Regions from separate parts of the Mus musculus genome. Here region 2 is linked to region 1. The links are chromatin loops, found by intact Hi-C in ENCODE. Cell type or tissue: heart. All regions are shown on one strand. Each heading gives the region's core, and the rest is flanking DNA. Links, peaks and the distances in the headings are about the cores only.

Region 1 (8,325 bases), core at 146-8,145:
TGCTATGGACAGCCTTCCCTCCTTGCTCCAGGGCCCAGGGGAAAGCTTCACTACACTATGTATCCTTGGGGGTTGAACCTTCCAAATGATTGGGGTTAAGATGGGTCCTGAGGATGGGGCCCAAGCACTGGGTTAGTGCCTCCATAAGAGGATGATCCATGTGACTGCTCAGCTGGAGGGTGGCTGTCAGTGAGCCATGAGCTGGCTCTCCTCAGAAGTCATCACATTTGGAAATTCTGCTCAGAAACTGTATGGTGGGACAAGTATGGTGGAGAATCCCAGTCCTTGCTGCTCTGTCCCTGTACAGAGTGGACTGTGTCCTCATAAAGCTGGCATCTGGGAACTGGGCCCTGTGCACAGAGCAAAGGTTGTCACAACTATTATTCTCAATTTTCCCTCACGGGGATCACATTGCAATGAGGTGGGACACAGGGGGAAGTGACCACATAAGAGAGCTCTGGACATTGTAGGCAGAAGTAGCAAGATATGGGGGGTCATGTGGCAGAGGAAGAAGTCAACTTAAAACAGCAGACCTGGAAGGCTGGGCTGAGGCTGTGGCCTGTGGGCGAAGCTATCCTGTGGGCACCTCGTTTGTGTGCATATGCATATGTACTTATGTGAGTATACATGTGTATATATATATGTGTGTGTGTACACCCATGTATGTGCACATATACACGTGTACTTGCATGCATGTACATACATGCATGTGTATGTATATATACATGTGTGTATATGTGTGTGTATATATGTGTATGTATATGTATACACACACACACACACACACATGGATGTACATATATGTGTATGTGTGTGGGTATGCCTGTACACATGTGTGTAGGTCTGTGTGTGTGTGTGATGAGTGAACAGCAGTATCTCCTCTTCTTGGGGTCAAGTCTGTAGAAACACAAGCTATTGCGTCCTTCCTTCCCATTCTGCCCTGAAGAAGCTGACACGGAAGTAGGCAGCAGTCCATCCCTGTCTGTCCAGCTGTCCATTTGCCGGCTCACGCCATGTTGTGACCCTTGCCCATCTTTATCTCTGGTCCTCATGAGCAGTTTCTGTCCCCTCCTCTCCTGGCAATTTTCCCTCCTCCTATCACACTGAGGGCAGCAACAGCCCAGGACCCACCCTAAGTCCCCCTTAGCCTGCTCTTGGAGATGATACCCCTAGGCCCTATCATGGCCACCCCAGGATGCACCCTCCAAGATGGTGTGTTGCTGCCCTGGAAGGTGAAGAAGCCAGGCGCCTGCGGGCTGGGTGGCCTCTGGCTCCCCCATGTCTTCCAGGACTGAACTGACCTGGAGTTGTGGGACATGGCTGATGAGGGCTTATCAATTGAGCTGCGGCTGTGGGACCTGTCAGAATGCTGCCCATTCATGTTGAGATCCAGAGCAGGCCACCCACAGGTCCCAGTTGCAGCTCTATCCTTACCAACAGGCTAGCGCTGTCCTGGCTGGCCCTGACCTCACCCTGAGGTCATAATGGCTCCAGTGTCCACAGCACCCTTCTAGAGACAGTGCTGTGGTGCCAGCACTGTTCTGAGGATGGTAGGCTGGGGATATGTGCTTGGGTCTACACATGCATTGAGGATGTGTGTCCCCAGTCAGGCTGCTTCATGTCTATCTCTTGGTTCCTCACACCTCTGGCATTCTCTGTGACTTGTGTATGAGTGGACCATCTGTAATAGGAGTCCAGGACCCTGTGGTGACAGAAGAGCCTAGGCTGGGGCTGTGACTGCTCTTGAGGGCTCCAGCTGAACACATGAGATGCTATGCTATCCTATCTGGGTGCTATTGCACAGACATGCCTGGCAAACATCCCCACATAGACACAGCTCCTGGATTGAGGCCAGCTGAGGCTCTAAGTAGAGGGTGGGGCAAAGTGTCCCACACCAAACTCAGCCTTTCCATTTACTGATCTTACGGCTCCGTGTCATTCATTCAACCTCTCTGGGCCTTAGTCTCCACTCCTGTGAAATGGGAGCATATCTACCAAGCTGCTGGGTCGCTCTGAGACTTGATGAGAGGGTAAGAGTACACCAGTATAGTGTCTGGGCAGGGTAGGGGCTTCTTGGTTCTGGTGCCGAATGGTGGCCACCATCCCAGTCTAATAGTCTGAGAGATGTGAACAATGCCAGTCCTGGCTGATGGTGCTGAGTGTCACAGTGCTTACTTAGCCTTGGGCATTCCTGGGACCCAGCTTCACCCACAAAGTGTGGGAGGCAAAGGAGGAAGCCCAGCCTCAGGGTGGGGCAGGGCAGCTGGGGAGGTTGGGCTGAGGACCCGGGAAGTACTGAGGGACAGCGTGTGCAGACACCATGAGGGTTTGAGGTTTGCTCGTATGGAACTGTGAAGACAAGTCTCAGCTGGGGCTGGGGCACCTGTGGAAGATGGAAGAGCCAGCTAGGTGTGACCCATCAGGTGTCTAGGGTCACCGCAGAACTGAATCCAACCCTGACATCCTATGAGACTGCATGGACGACATCTGCAAAGGCCACTCGTCTGGGGGAAGGCTGGAGGCTGTGGGCCTGGCTCTTCACAGCTGAGGCCCTGGTGACCGAGGACTGATCACCTTGGCTCCAGAGTCTGCTATAAGCAGCTTTGACCTTGATCTGCAGCCCCCATGACTGCTCTAGCTCAGTTTCCCTGCCTAGGAGGAAAGGCAGAGCTGGTAACCAAGTGAATGAGGCCCAAGGGCTGTCCCCATGCAAGGACACTCTAAGAAGGTACTGTCTGCAGCCAGAAAGAGTCCCGTAGCTGACTTAGAGCTGGTTCACACCTTGATCTGGTCGGTCCAGACTTCCCGATACCCATGAGCCCTCAGGCCATGTGTTCTGTCTGAGAGGCAGAGTTGAAACCCTAGGTTCGTTTAGGGAGGCCGACACCTCCTTATCTATCCGTTCACGAGGCAGGTCACAGCAGAGCTGGTTCTGTGACTTCTGAGTGTGGTGACTCCTAGGGCCCTGGTAACCATTTTTGCCTAGGGCCCTTGACCAAGGGTATGTGGGAGCCAGCCCAGTAGGCTCTGATTCCTGAAATTTTAGGAATTTTGTGTGTTGGTTGCTAAATAAAGCCACAGGAAGCTTAAACAGATTATCTCAAGTCTTCATACGTATTCCTTCCTGGGTCTGTAGCTATGTCATTGTCCTTATACGAAGACTATTTCTTTCTTTCTTTTTTCCATTTTTTATTAGGTATTTAGCTCATTTACATTTCCAATGCTATACCAAAAGTCCCCCATATCCACCCACCCCCACTCCCCTGCCCACCCACTCCCCCTTTTTGGCCCTGGTGTTCCCCTGTACTGGGGCATATAAAGTTTGCAAGTCCAATGGGCCTCTCTTTCCAGTGATGGCCGACTAGGCCATCTACGAAGACTATTTCTTAGCTGTACACCATACCTGTGTGGGCGGGAAACTGTAATGGTGACTTTGTACGAGTGGCAAGCACCCATGGTATGCAGGAGAACCTGAATTCAGCAGTGATCCTGGCTATGCCGTGCTTGTGTTGGTCTGCTTGTGAGCACCACCAAATATCTGCCAGACATAGGTGCCCTGTCAAGTGGGGGCCACTTCTTCATGCCTCTCAAGGTCAGATGTGCCCACTGTTCTGTTCTGGAATAAAATTCAGAGAGGACCATACATTGGTCACACTGCTGTTTAGGGCAGAAACAGGATGCAAACTCAGGCCACTAAACAAGTCCGGTGTGGGAACGAGGCTATCTGGTGGCACCCTCTTTTTCCAGGGTGCTAGTCTTTCAATCTTGCCTCAATGTGTCACCTGTCTGGCTCCCCCCATGCAGCCAGTAGGTGGCGCTGTGGTCACAGACAGGACTGTGATCAGAGGGCTGCGGTTTGGAGTGGGGGCGGGATGAGGAGGAGATGGGAGGGCGGGGACTCCACTGAGCCTGCCACTCTGTCCTGGAGCCTCTGAAGTGAGATGCTTCTATAGCACCTCCCTCTATCCTAGGACCAGCAGTGGGGTGGAGTCCAGCATCTCACCTCCTCAGGGTAGATGTGGGTGGTTTTCTCTTGGGCTTCACTACCAAACCCTTGCATACTGGCTCCCCTAGGAGAGGAGCCTGACCCACTTCAGGGGAGCCCCTGGCTGTTCTCAGCTCTCAGTGTCCAGTGATGCAGGTTTTTTCTTTTTTCTTTTTCTTTTTTTTTTGCAACTCGGGAACCCTGGAATTTGCCCCCTTCCTAAGGAAACAGTGCACCTTCCTAGCTCTTCCTGGTCTCTGGGAAGCCAGGCTTGGTTTCTGAGTTCTAGGGTGGCAGACCCATGAACTGTGCTGGGCCCAGTGGGTGAAGGACAGAGGAGCTGCATTGTTGACGGAGGAGCCAGGCATGGGTCTGTGCCCCTCTGGAGACATTCATGTCAGGCTGGGAATTAACTGCAAGACTTTTATAAGGAAACCTAGGGGACAGGAGAAATGACATTGTCCTCCCTGGCCATGAAACCAAAAGCCCAGGGGAAGAAGGTGGAGAAGACAGTGTTCAAGCAAAAAAACTTCAGCAAAGCGAGGAAATAGTGAAACGGAAGGCAGCCCTCCCCTTTGCCCAGCACACACCCCAGCCAGGGGAAGATACTGACAATCACTTCTCTATGATAAGGAGTTACAGCCAAACAGTAAAAGAAAACGCTCAAGTCATCAACAGAGAAACCCCGATGAAAGCAGGGCAGGAGTTGGGTGACGTCATCCAGAGTGGACAGACATCTGACCGGCAGATTCACGCACAGGTGACTCCATCACTAGAAACCTAGGCTGTGCGGTCAGAGCCACCCATGGCAAGCTGTCCGTTCTTACCTGTCAGGACAGACTACTGAAAAGCAAGACTCAGGGGTGTCGGGGGAGGGGAATGCTCCTGCCTGGTGGGTGAAGTGTGACAGGGTTGCAGCCAGTGAAGAAAACAGTTCGGAGGTTCCTCAGAAAATTAAAAATAGCGCTGCCATAAGATCTCGTAATCACCCTTCTGGGCACACATCCAAAGCCATCAAGATTAGAATCTCAGGATGTGTCTCTCACGCCTTGTCCACAGTCACCTCCACAAGGCCAGGGTGTGGGAGCGGCCTGTTTCTATCTATGACCGAATGGATGGAGGTATGTGATGAGGCACCCAGGGGATACCATCCAGCCTTTAATAAGAAGGAAAGCTGATGTCTTGCATGTGTGGCTGCCTCCAAAGACATTGTATTAAGTGAAAAGAGCCACCATGGCAGGCAATATGGCTGATCTCATTCCTATCACACAGTTGACTCCCAGTCACCGGGAATGGTGGCTGGCCAGGTCAGTGAAGGATGAGGGCTACTGGTCCAAGACTTTGGGAGATGGGCAGAGTGGCACATTGATGTGGCGGTGAGGGTGTAAGCTGATGTGCATGGGACATAGAACTAAAGCTCTGTTGGGGTGGGTGTTGTGGGTAGCCAGGAACCAGCATTCTCTAAGACTTAGGGAGGTCAGGGGACCAACAACTTGGCTGTGGCTGTTTGGGGACTGTAAGGGACTTTAGCCCTTTTACTATGACTGAATGGAATTGAAAGGGAGTGGTCTTAGTATGGGCTGCCTAGAGCAAGACATGCTCCATCCCAGGATGCATGAGGCCACAGAAGTCAAGGGAGGGACTGATTCAGACAGGTGACTTCCCTTGAAGGCTCTGTGGGATCAGAGGTACAGAGCAGACCAGAAGGACAAGATGGCACTTGCCCTGCAGTGGATAGCAAGGCAGGAGAAAACAGATGTGAAAATGCAGACGTGGGTGGTGGTAGTGTGAATGATGGGTAGGCCACTCTTCCATGAAGCTGCCCCCGTTCTCCCACTGCAGCACTGCTGTATCAGTCAGCGCGGCCAGGTAACAAATAGCCCCTGACAGTGAACTTGCTCACATGATTGCTGGAGGTTGGGTCTTCTCTCTTCCAGGCCCCAGATCCAACTACAAGCAAGGACATCCACTTCTTCTGAGGTTGTCTTGGTTCCTGGGCCTTCTTATAGCCTGCAGGTATGCATGGAGGGGAGTGATACCTCCCAGCCTCTCTCAGGGATTATGGCTAGTTCCTGGACCATGAGTGCTAGGGTGGCAACAGCAGGGAAGCTATGCCACAGTGCTCAGTGCTCTTGACCTCAGGAAGCTCCGGTATCCACAGCAATTCCTTCTGGAGATTCTTATCTTGTCAGCCCCACATCCTTGATCCTTGGTGCTGGGTCCATGGGGCTGGGGTAGGGGAGGGCACAAGTCCACAGAGGTTTCCTGAAGCAGGAGCCTTAGTCTGGCTCAAGTCTGGGCTCTACTTGAGTTGCTGAAGATAGGAGCTGATGTTAGGCTCCTAGGCTCTGGAAACACTCTTGAAGTGCCCATGGCGGGGAAGTGTCACTGAGGGGGATCAAGTTCTCAGCAGCCCCATGGGCATAGACTGGCATGTGAATACCGGATTGATCTGAGTCAAGACAGGATATGAAGGTACCTTCGGACTCTCATGAGCCCTGCCCCATCCCCCTTCCAGATGGGGCCCCTTTAAACGCAACATTCTGTCTTCCAGAAGGACCCTCCCAGTCTCCTGGGCAGCCAAGTAAACAGAAGTGGGACTGCTTCTGACATGGCTTCCCCGTGTTCTGGGGACCTCAGCCCCACTGGTCTGGCCCCGCCCCCTGTCACCACTCCAGGTGAGACACATGGGGAAGATGTCTGATGAGAAGTGTGTGTGTGTGTGTGTAAGGGGGATTTTGGGGGGGCTGTTCTGAGAATGTGGGAACAGGAAGCAGCATTCCAGCTATCTTCCAGAAAGTGGGGGTGGGGCCCAGGTAGTGGAGGACACCAGTCTTTCTTCTGAATTCCTTTCTGCCCTCCCCTAAGCCTTTGACCTGAGAGCCCTCCTGGGGGAGAACAGACGGGGCCTTCTTTGTTCTGGCCACACCTCCTTAAGACCCTCTAGGATCCCAGTCCTCCACCCTAGTGGGGACACCACCCTCTCTGTTCACTGACTGTTTATCTATCATCCTGCTGACTTCTTCCCTTCCCGCGGCTCAGGCCTCTGGATTCATCTAGTTCAAGCTTGGTCAAGGCCTGGTCAGCATAGCGACTATAGCTCCCCTACATCCATTTTTGGATTCTTCTCTGGTCTGCTCCCTTGAGGAAGCTCCTGCCCTACTTGGGGGAAACACACCCTCTGTTTTTAGCCACCTCCCTGCACTCTCTGCTTTGTCTCACCTCCCACCCAGCCAGCCTTCTCTTCCTGCTGCCCTTGATTGGCACCCCCCATGGTACCCCCTTCATTGTCTGTGTCCTGTTGGCTGGAAGAACCAGGTCTTCACCCCCATTTTTTAACAGCTGCCTGAAGGGTGCCTCCACCAGGCCAGGCCCCTGACTTCTTGGTTGCCTGGTCTCTCTCCTAGCAACAGCTAGGTGCCTTCTCTCTGTGCCCCAGCTGCTGGCTATGAATCTCTCTCCCTGTGACACTGAAGCCATCTTAGGACTCAGGTACTTGCCCTCACACACTGATGCTTTGACTGTCCCACCTTATCCATTCCCAGCCAAGGCCAGCTGCCCACCCTTCTCTCTGACGCAGCCACACCCAAGCCACCCTCTGCCTCAGGCAGAAGCATTCGCTTTCCACAGCCATTACCACAGAGGCGGGAGGCTCTCTGTCCTCTCTCTCAACCTCACTTCCCTTGTAGCGACTGCCTGATTTCTCTGCTCCACATTTATAACAAATCCTTGCCGCCTCTAAATCTCTCTCTCTCTCCCATTTGCTCTTGAACCTGCTCTAATCGGGCTTAATTTCTGTACTTCCCTGAAGCAACTCAGGTCAAGGTCACCGATGTCCTTCACCACGCTAAGTCTGAGGCCAGCTCTCAGGCCTCATTTGATGTGACCCACGGGCAGCACGTGACTCAGCCTGATCTGCTTCCAGAATCTCCCACACTGCTCCTACATCACTGTCTTCTCTTTGGTCCCCTCACTGGCTTCTCCTCTCTCTGACCTGGCAAGGACAGATGGCCCCAGGCTTGGTCCAGGATCTCTTCTCCTTCCCTCCTCTCCCCTCCCCTCCTCTCCCCTGACTTCTCCTCCCCCTCCCTCCTCCCTTCCTCCTTCCCTCCCTCCTCTCCTCCTTCCCTCCCCCTCTCTCCTTCCTCTCTTCCTTCTTCCCTCCCTCCTCTCTTCCTTTCCATCCCACCCCTTCCCTCCCTTTCCCTCTTCCCTCCCTTCTCCCCTCCCTCCTCCCCTCCCTCCCCAGGTGATTTCATCCACTCTTTTGGCTCTAAATGCCATTTCCCCAGGTCTGTCTCCAGCCAGCTATGTTCTCCATGGGTCTATCTGAAGGCTTC
Region 2 (8,325 bases), core at 129-8,128, 73 kb after region 1:
TGGCAGGCACAGGCTGACTGACAGGTCTTGGATGTCAATTTCTCATAATGAAGTTCACTTCCTGGAAGGGTGGGGTGTTGGTTGCTGCAGGTGGCCACAGTTAACGAGCAGAGCAGAAACGAGCCCCTCAGGTTTTACCTGAAGCCCCAGGCCACTACACCCCAAGGAGCTTTCTCTAGAGGAAGTACAGACCATTTCCTCCTACTTCTGGAGGCCCCAGGCATTCTGTGATTGTAGTTGTGACCCTCCAGTCTCTGTTTTCACATGGCCCTCCTTTCTCTCAAGTCTCCCCTGTTTCTTTCCCATGGATTGGGACATATGTCATTGGAACTCAGCAAGGCCTCTGGCTAACAACATCTTTAATTAGGCCTTGTACAAGTTCAGGGACTCGGAATGTGCCATGGCCTGTCAGAGGTGCTGTCCAGACCTCAGGCCAAAGGGACACAAGCTTTGGGTACATTTTCATTCCTTCATCTAGTAATAAGTTGTGAGGAGCCTAGGGGCCAGCACCTGGGTTGTGTGTAATCTGTGCTCTGAAGTTGTGTGGAGACCCTGGGCTGGGCAGGGGCTGGAGGAGAAGCTGTGTGGGCTGTAGCCTAAGAGGGACAGTGGGAAGAGCAGCTGGGGAAGGGAAGGCCAGAGTGATTGGGTCTTTGAGCAGCTACCTCAGACCCACACTGCACAGCAATGCCTTGCGTAAGAGCTGTGGAGGACAGTGATGTCTACCATGGCTGGCCATATCCTGTCCACTTTTTATTTATTATTATTTCTATTATTCCTGTTCCTGTTTTATTCCCGGAAGCTGAAGGTGAGTGACCAAGCACAGAGAATGAGAGTTGTGTCCATCGCCAATGTCACATCTACTGTGGGACTGACTGTCTGGAAAGTCCCGTTCCTGCCCTAGCCCCTAGAGGAAGACAGGCTATGACCTTGCTGCCGTGCATGCTGCCACCTGTGTGGGAAAGCCTGTAGATACCTGTTTGGGAGGGGCAGGCCTATGGGAACCCTAGGGATGGGGACCTTTGGGAGAGTGTATGGCTTTTGGGGAAAGAAGGGTCTCTTGAGCTATGCCTGGCCCATCTCAGGAAGCAAGAAGTAGGCTCAGAAGACACAGGGGTGTTGGGCCTTGATGGCTCTTTGTGAGTTTGGGGGTGCTCTGATGACAGGGCAGACTGCCATTGCAGTGTGCAGACAGTAAAGAGCAAGGGGTCTTACGATGAAGAAGGCTCAGTGGAGGATAAGGATGCTATATGGGCAGAGCCTCTGCCTCTGGATGACCCGAAGAATGGAGAAGAAACTCATGGCAGCCAGGACCCAAGGACCCAGGGAGTGACCAGGATCACTATGGTGGTGAACATCTGTACCCTGGAAGCCTGGTTGCTCCAACCAAGCCCCAGGCAGCTGGTGTCACAGACATAGGCCTTATTGTGACAAGACATATTGCCTCTGTATAGTGGGAGATTAGGTGTTAAAGGAGCTGGTAGAGGTATCATGTCCACTCAGCATCCAGAACACTGTGGTAGAAAACCAGGACTCTGTGGCCAGGTAGTGTTAAGATAGCTTTGGGGGCCAGGGAAGGCACCATAGCTCTGGGATGTTTGAGGCAAGTGTTGACCTGGAGCAGGAGTGTTTGGAGGCAAGCAAAGAGCTGTGTCAGGCCTGCTTCTGTGGGGTGGAGGGTAGGGTGGTCTGTCCCACCCCTGTTCCTTCCCTGGCTTTGCAGCTGCTGAGCTGGAACCCACCTGGAACATGTGTCTGTTTATCTGGCTTTATTGCAGTGATTTCAGCTGATCCCAAGCCTAGAGATACTCTGCCAGCCTTGGGAGACACTGTCTCTCCTGTCCCTTTGTCATGGTAACTGTAATAGGGCTCCAATCTGAGATAGATGGCGGATTGGCTTCTAGACCTGCTTTTCTGTGTTACCTTGGTGCTCTTTTCTGGCACCAGGTGAGAAAGGCTAGAATGCCCAGGATTCTCCCATGATCCTCTTTTCCCTGGTAGCTACAACTAGTCTTCTGTCCCTCCACTGCAAGATGATGGGAGCTGAGTGAAGATGTGCTTGTTGGTTTTCTAGATGTTTCTTAACTTTAATGTTCATTGACTTCCTGCTAGGAGGTCATCGGCATCATGGGAAGAATAGGGCAGAGATGACCTCACTGGAGACTCCAGAATCTTCCAGGACCATGTTTGTTGATGCTTGTTCCCGTGAGATGTGATCATAGCTGACCTCAAGCGTTTGGCCTTGGACCTCTCTCATGTTGAGTGTGACAGGTATGCTTCAGCTAGGAGAGCTCCTGGGCTCAACTCTGACTCTTCCTTCCTCCCTGTCCAGGCTAAGCAGCTCAGGGGAAAGCTGAGGCACAGAGAGGCAAGGCTGACTGACAGATGCTGGTACAGCACACACACACACAGATCTCCAGTCTCCCAGCACCTGACTGAATCCCAGAAAAGAAGAGGGGCCTGGGAGATTATCTGGTCCAACTGCCTTTCTGCCAAGGAGACACTTTGGCACAGTGAGACTGGGGCTCAGAGAGTAGTGGGAGGCAGCTTTGTCTCCTAGGCAGGTTGTTGCCTAGCCAGGGTTGGCATGAAGCCATGAACCAGCCCTTCCAGTCACTTCTTACCCATGCATCTACCTGGCAAAGTTATAGCCCCTTTCCAAGGCTGTCACAATGTCACATGTCTATCTGTGCCAGTGACCCTTCTCTGCATAGCTGTCAGCCCAACCCTGGGGTGCAGGGACAGTTGTCAAGCTGCCACTTCTTGGGAAAGACAAAGGGGAAATTCCATAGAATGTGGGAGTCACTGGCCCAAGGGATGTGCTTGGAGGGGTATGCGCTTTGGCCTTCTGTAGTCCAGTGGGCCAGGGATGAGCAGGATGAGAGCTAGCCAGAGTCCCTTGGCTCTACTCTGTCCTTCCCAGTCTGCCCCTGTCCCCATGTGGCCACAGAATGCTCCAGATTGCAGAGAAGGACTTGGTCACCCATCTCCTTAAGCTATGCCTGTCTTCCTAGGGAGTTTAAGCCGGTGTGCACCCATTTGAGAGGGGTAGGGTCTGTGAATAATGGTCTTCAGGTGGCCAAGGTCCCAATCCTGGAGGGGAGCAGGAGGCAGCTGTGTGGTCCTGGTGGCCTTTCATTTGCTCATTTTAGTTGGGACCAGAGAGCAGGATTGCCTCCCCATAAAAATCTCTAAGTGAACCGACTGCATACTCGAGAATTAAGTTAAAAGCTGAAGCTATTGATGTTTTCAAAAAATAGCATTTAGTAGGAGCCGGGAGATGCTTTGCTTAGTACCCCCTTTCCTTTTTTCTTTTTCTTTTTTGGTGTATTTTATTGATTTCTGCTCTGAAATAGTGCTTTCAACGTTTTAAAATAGAATTCTAGGCGAAGGCGTCCCAGGCTTGGGATTTAAGTGGAAATTGACATGGCTCTTCATATATTCTCCTTAAAAACAAGGCACTCAGGAGCGATTCTCCAGGCTGGTCAGGTACCTCCTCCTCATGACTCTGTCTGCAGCCCCCACTGAGGCTTCCTGTTTAAATGGAATGCTGGGAAAATGGCCGGGGCTGTCTCGAAAGCCTGCTGTGATTTATGCTCTTTTTCTCTGGTGCTGAATGTGGTGGATGAGGCGCCACCCCCCCACTGCCCCCCCCAACCCCCCACCCCACTGCCTCCACCCCCACCCCCACCCCACTTCCCCCACCCCCATCCCACTGCCCCACCCCCCACCGCCCACACCGCCCAACCCTGTCATCCAACCGTGTGGCCACCCTGCTTCCCTTCACTGAGGCCCTTCCTCCTCTGCCTCCTTCCACTGGTAGAACTTGCTCCACGCCATGTGGGGGCTCCTATTCTCTAGAAACCTTGGTAAAGTTCTTGGGCCTTGAGGGAATATATGAGATACTCTCTACAGCAACAGAATACTGGATAGAGACAATGTAAGGGAGGAAGATTGGTTTTTTGGCTTACAGTTTGAGAGAACACAGTCTACCATGGTGAGGATCTGGCAGTGAGAGACATTTACAGTCAAGGTGGCAGGGCTGTGTGGCTTCTTGCTCCCATCTCAGCAGACTAGGGAGCAGAAAATCCCGGTCAAAAGTGGGACTGGGGCTGGAGAGATGGCTCAGCGGTTAAGATCACTGACTGCTCTTCTGAAGGTGCTGAGTTCAAATCCCAGCAACCACATGGTGGCTCACAACCATCCGTAATGAGATCTGACATCCTTTTCTGGTGTGTCTGAAGACAGCTACAGTGTACTTAGATATAATAATAAATAAATCTTAAAAAAAAAAGTGGGACTTGTTTCTGACCCTGAAGGCTACCTACCCTCTGTGGTTCTACAGTCCAATGAGCTAAGGCCCCACCTTTTAAAGCAGCAATTCTTAATCTGTGGGTTGAAACCCTTTTGGAGGTCGAACAAACCTTTCAAAGGAGTCACCTAAGGGCACCGGAAAACACAGATATTTACATTATGATTCCTAACAGTAGCAAGACTACAGTTATGAAGTAGCAATGAAAGTAATATTATGGTTGGGGGGGGTGTCCCCATAACATGAGGAACTGTATTAAAAAATTATAGCATCAGGAAGATTGAGAACCACTGTTTTAAAGGGTCCACAACGTCTTCAAACAGCACCACCTGTTGGTCACTAGGTATTAATCAAAGCACATGAACTCTGGACATCCAACCCATCAATGGGAAAGCTGACCTAGAAAGGTGGCTGGGTCCCTTGCAGGCTCAGGTGGTGGTATGGTACTACCTGAAGGTGTGCCCCACCCCATAGGCTGAAATGTCAACCTTTAGATGATAATGTGAGAGACACATTGGGCAGGTGATGGTGGAGCCAAGATGAGAACCCTCTAAGGGAGACTTCATGATGGTTCTTGCCCTCACCCTATTACTGCCTGAGGACATAACCAGAGGGCTGGCTATGAGCCCAGAGATAGCCACTAGGAGACACAGAGTTGATATACACCTAGTTTTGGACTGGCCTGCAGGCAAGGGGTCCTGAATGTGTGGTGAGGCTGAGCTTCCATGCTGTGTTGGCTATTTGGATGCTACTCTCTCTTCCTGGAGATGCCTGTGGCTCTGGTCCCCAGCCTCAAAGTACCTCATTGCCAAGGCCTGAGGACACCTCTCTTAAACAGGGCTGTGGGTTTGAGTCTCAAGCCTGGATTTTAGGGGATAGCATTGGAAATCTCTAGGCAATTTGTCCTCTCTCCTCTGTCCTTCCTTGTACCTCCAGAGACTTCAGGGCTGGTCTCCATATCCAATGTCCAAAGGGGCCAGGAATGGTCAGGTGGCCTGGGCTAAAACTGTGTCCTTATATTTTTCTGGTCTTCAGGGTACCTGTTGCTGGGCTGTTTGTGGGAGGAGAGGCTAGTGAGCACTGTAACCACCACTGATCATGAGTGTTCTCTGAGCAGGTGGAGATGATTGTATTATAGCTGTGTTTCTTTGTTTAACCCTTTAGGAACCCCAGGTGGCAGGTAGGTGCCACCTCCCCACCCCAAGGGGCCAGCCTTCACCATGCACACAAACACCCTTGTTCTTGGAGCCTTGAGGCAGGCACTCAGGGATGTCTTAGTTAGAGTTTCTATTACCGTGATAAAACACCACGAGCAAAGGCAACTTGGGAAAGGGTTTATTTCAACTGACAGTTCTGCATCATGGTGCATCCCCGAGGGATGTCAGGAGTGGAACCTGGAGATAGGAGCTGATGTAGAGGCCACAGAGGACTGCTGCTTCAGCCTTGCTACTTCAGCCTGCTTTCTTACAGCACCTGGACTCCCAGCACAGAGGTGGCACTACCTACCCATAGCGATCTGGGCGCTCTCATGTCAATCACCCATCAAGAGAATGTACCACAGACTTGCCTGCAGGCCAATCAGGTGGGGGCATTTTTCTCATCTGAGGTTTCCTCTTTTAAAATGACTCTAGCTTATGTCAAGTTGACATAAATTGGCTATCACAGATGGGGAAGGGCCCCGAAGGTGAGGTGTACCAACAGGAGGGGTGTCTGGTATTGAGGAGTACTTGACCGTGTGCAGAAGTGTCTGTGCAGAGTAGAATAATACCACACACCCACGGGTACTTGGCCTGGGAGGGCCCACTAGGATATGGGCAGCTCAGGGCTGGATCTTGCTCTGACCCCTGTTCCCTTTTGCTCTCTATGATGCCAGCTGTCTCTTCTGTACCATCTGTGTTGAGATGGGAAGCCACCAGATGTCACCATGGCGGTCCCTATCACCACTGACAGCACCTGGCCAAGTGGCAGATGGCTACCAGGCCAGAGGCTGAGATGGTAAAACTCAGGCATGCCAGCCATGTGGGTGTGTATGGCTGTGTTACCTCAAATTCAGGGGTGGATCTGTGGATGGGTGAACCTCTAGCAGGTGGGAAGCTGAATGCCTTTTACTGCAGGAGTGTGCCTTCCTAAAAGGTGTTCAGGACTGCCCTCTTTGGATGCTGATGCTGGGGTCTAGATTGCTGGGGCACTGGTAAAGTCAGAGGAAAAAAGCTGGTGGCCCAAAGATGAGCCTGGGCCTGCTGGCCTGGGCCTGAGTCCCCTTGGCCTCTATGACGTCTACTCCTGTGTGCACAGATTTCCTGTTGGAGTCAGTATATGGATAAAAAACTGAGGGAAGGAGAGAAGCACTCAGCCCTCCTCGGTCTGACACACTGCCTTCACTCTACAGTGTGGGCCTGGACCACACCCGCTAGGCTCTAACACCCCACCCCTGTCTGCTCTCCAGTCCACCCTGGGCTTTTGTTGTGGTTGCTTTCAAACCTTCAGTGTCTTCCCTGTGCCATGGAACCCAGAGCTGGCCCTCTAGATTGGGACTGGGGTCTTGCAAGCCATGGTCCCCAAGGTCTGGCTCCCAGGACTTCAGTACTCCAAGCATGGCCACTGTCCCGTTGTGGTCCTTCTAGTAGGTCATTGCCCTTCAGGCTACTGCCTACTCCACAGGTACCTCAGGGCCCTCCGGTGGATTGCAACTGTATTCCTATAGGAGGGAGGGACATTCTACCCCTCCAGGTTCACTGCCTACTGTTTGGTTGTCAGTAAGTCCCATCAACTTGTCCCATCAACCCAATTCCTTTCTGGCCAGTAATGAGGCAAGAAACACTTGCAGTAGGGTTCAGAGGAGTGCTTCCAGGGGTCACTTTCCTTCTGTCCAGCTCGGGGGTTTCTACCTTTGCCCCCTAGAGTTCAATACTGCAGGGTGCTCACCCACAGGCTCTCATCCAGCAGACCCTACCCACCAGGCCCCATCCAGCAGACTCCACCTACCAGGCCCCATCCAGCAGACTCCACCCACCAGGCCCCACCCACCAGACTCCACCCACCAGGCCCCACCCACCAGACTCCACCCACCAGGTCCCATTCAGCAGGCCCCATTCACTAGACCTTGTCTACCACACTCTATCTACCAGACCCTGTCCAGTAGACCCCACAGCCCAGACCCTCATCCTGCAGACCCCTTACTTCTCAGCTTTGTCTTGAACTGTTTGTAGTCCTCTGCTTCCAGGTATAGCTGGTTTTCAGGTCCTCACTTGCCTCTCTGCTTCCCTTGCATGGCCCTGTCAGCTCCGTACGTAGCTCAGGGCAACAGACCCCCTAAGAAAGAGTACAAGAAGGTTGAGGCAGCAGGTTGGGAGGAGGTAGAGAAGGGGGTGGATGCTGAGGGTGAGCAGGGTCCAGGGAGGGATGAGAGAACTCTGGTGGTTCAGGCCCTGCTGGTCTTTTTAGGTCTTTTGTGGACAGGAAGTGAGGCCTGCCCTTACCACCCACCATCACTGCTTCTTGTTCCTTCAGCCCTCAGCGCTGCGGGACAAGGGTGATCATCCTGTTAGCTGTGACCATGGATTTGAGCTGATGTCAAGGAGAGCTTTGTCCTGCGGTGTGAATCCTGTTGGTTCCTCCTGGTTTTTAATTCAGAGCTCCTGCTGCCTCATCTCCACAGGGCTCCCTCTCTCTAGCTGAGAACCTGGTGAGGGTGCCATTTCAAGGTTGGGCCCAGGCTGTAATATTTCTGGGCAATTCCTTGGGGGGCTGCAAAGGGGCCTGAGTTCCTAGGACCCCTTTCTTTAGCACGAGGGGCTGGAGGCAGCTTAGAACCACCCCCCATGAGGGACTAAGTAGGAAGTTTCCGTGTTCCATGAGTGACAGTATCACATGCCTTATGCTCACAGACACTGCAGCAGTGTGGCCAGCCTTCCAGTGTAAGGGGACCTTGTTTTCAATTCATTCACCAACTCAAGGCAAATTGTATAATGGTGAATTTTAAATGTGGAAAAGGTTCCTGATGTTTCCAAAGA

The links. Peaks named below come from ENCODE experiments on the same cell type or tissue, not always from the same donor. Only the 100,000 strongest peaks of a DNase experiment are listed, where the experiment ranks them.
Region 2: a loop joins it to region 1, with 6 times the contacts of the local background. A loop is called at or near these places in 5 of 42 quality-filtered maps.

The regions. Positions count from the first base shown.
Region 1 is chr15:73,829,583-73,837,907 of GRCm38, forward strand. The region is part of intron 1 of Mroh5 (maestro heat-like repeat family member 5); the gene reads right to left. It overlaps Gm6569 (predicted gene 6569), which reads left to right and starts at 3,528. Exons shown (of 4, transcript NM_001374241.1): 1 at 3,528-4,745; 2 at 5,923-6,001; 3 at 6,540-6,663. The coding sequence starts at 6,597. In heart, for the core only: CTCF peaks have their summits at 3,797 (motif pointing right) and 4,027; a DNase peak (open chromatin) is centred at 3,859; H3K27ac peaks cover 422 bases; H3K27me3 peaks cover 3,243 bases.
Region 2 is chr15:73,902,206-73,910,530 of GRCm38, forward strand. Gm52173 (a long non-coding RNA gene) reads left to right here and starts at 1,509. Exons shown (of 3, transcript XR_003951470.1): 1 at 1,509-1,545; 2 at 2,113-2,271; 3 at 5,783-5,894. In heart, for the core only: a CTCF peak has its summit at 4,644 (motif pointing left); no DNase peak of the experiment used is centred there.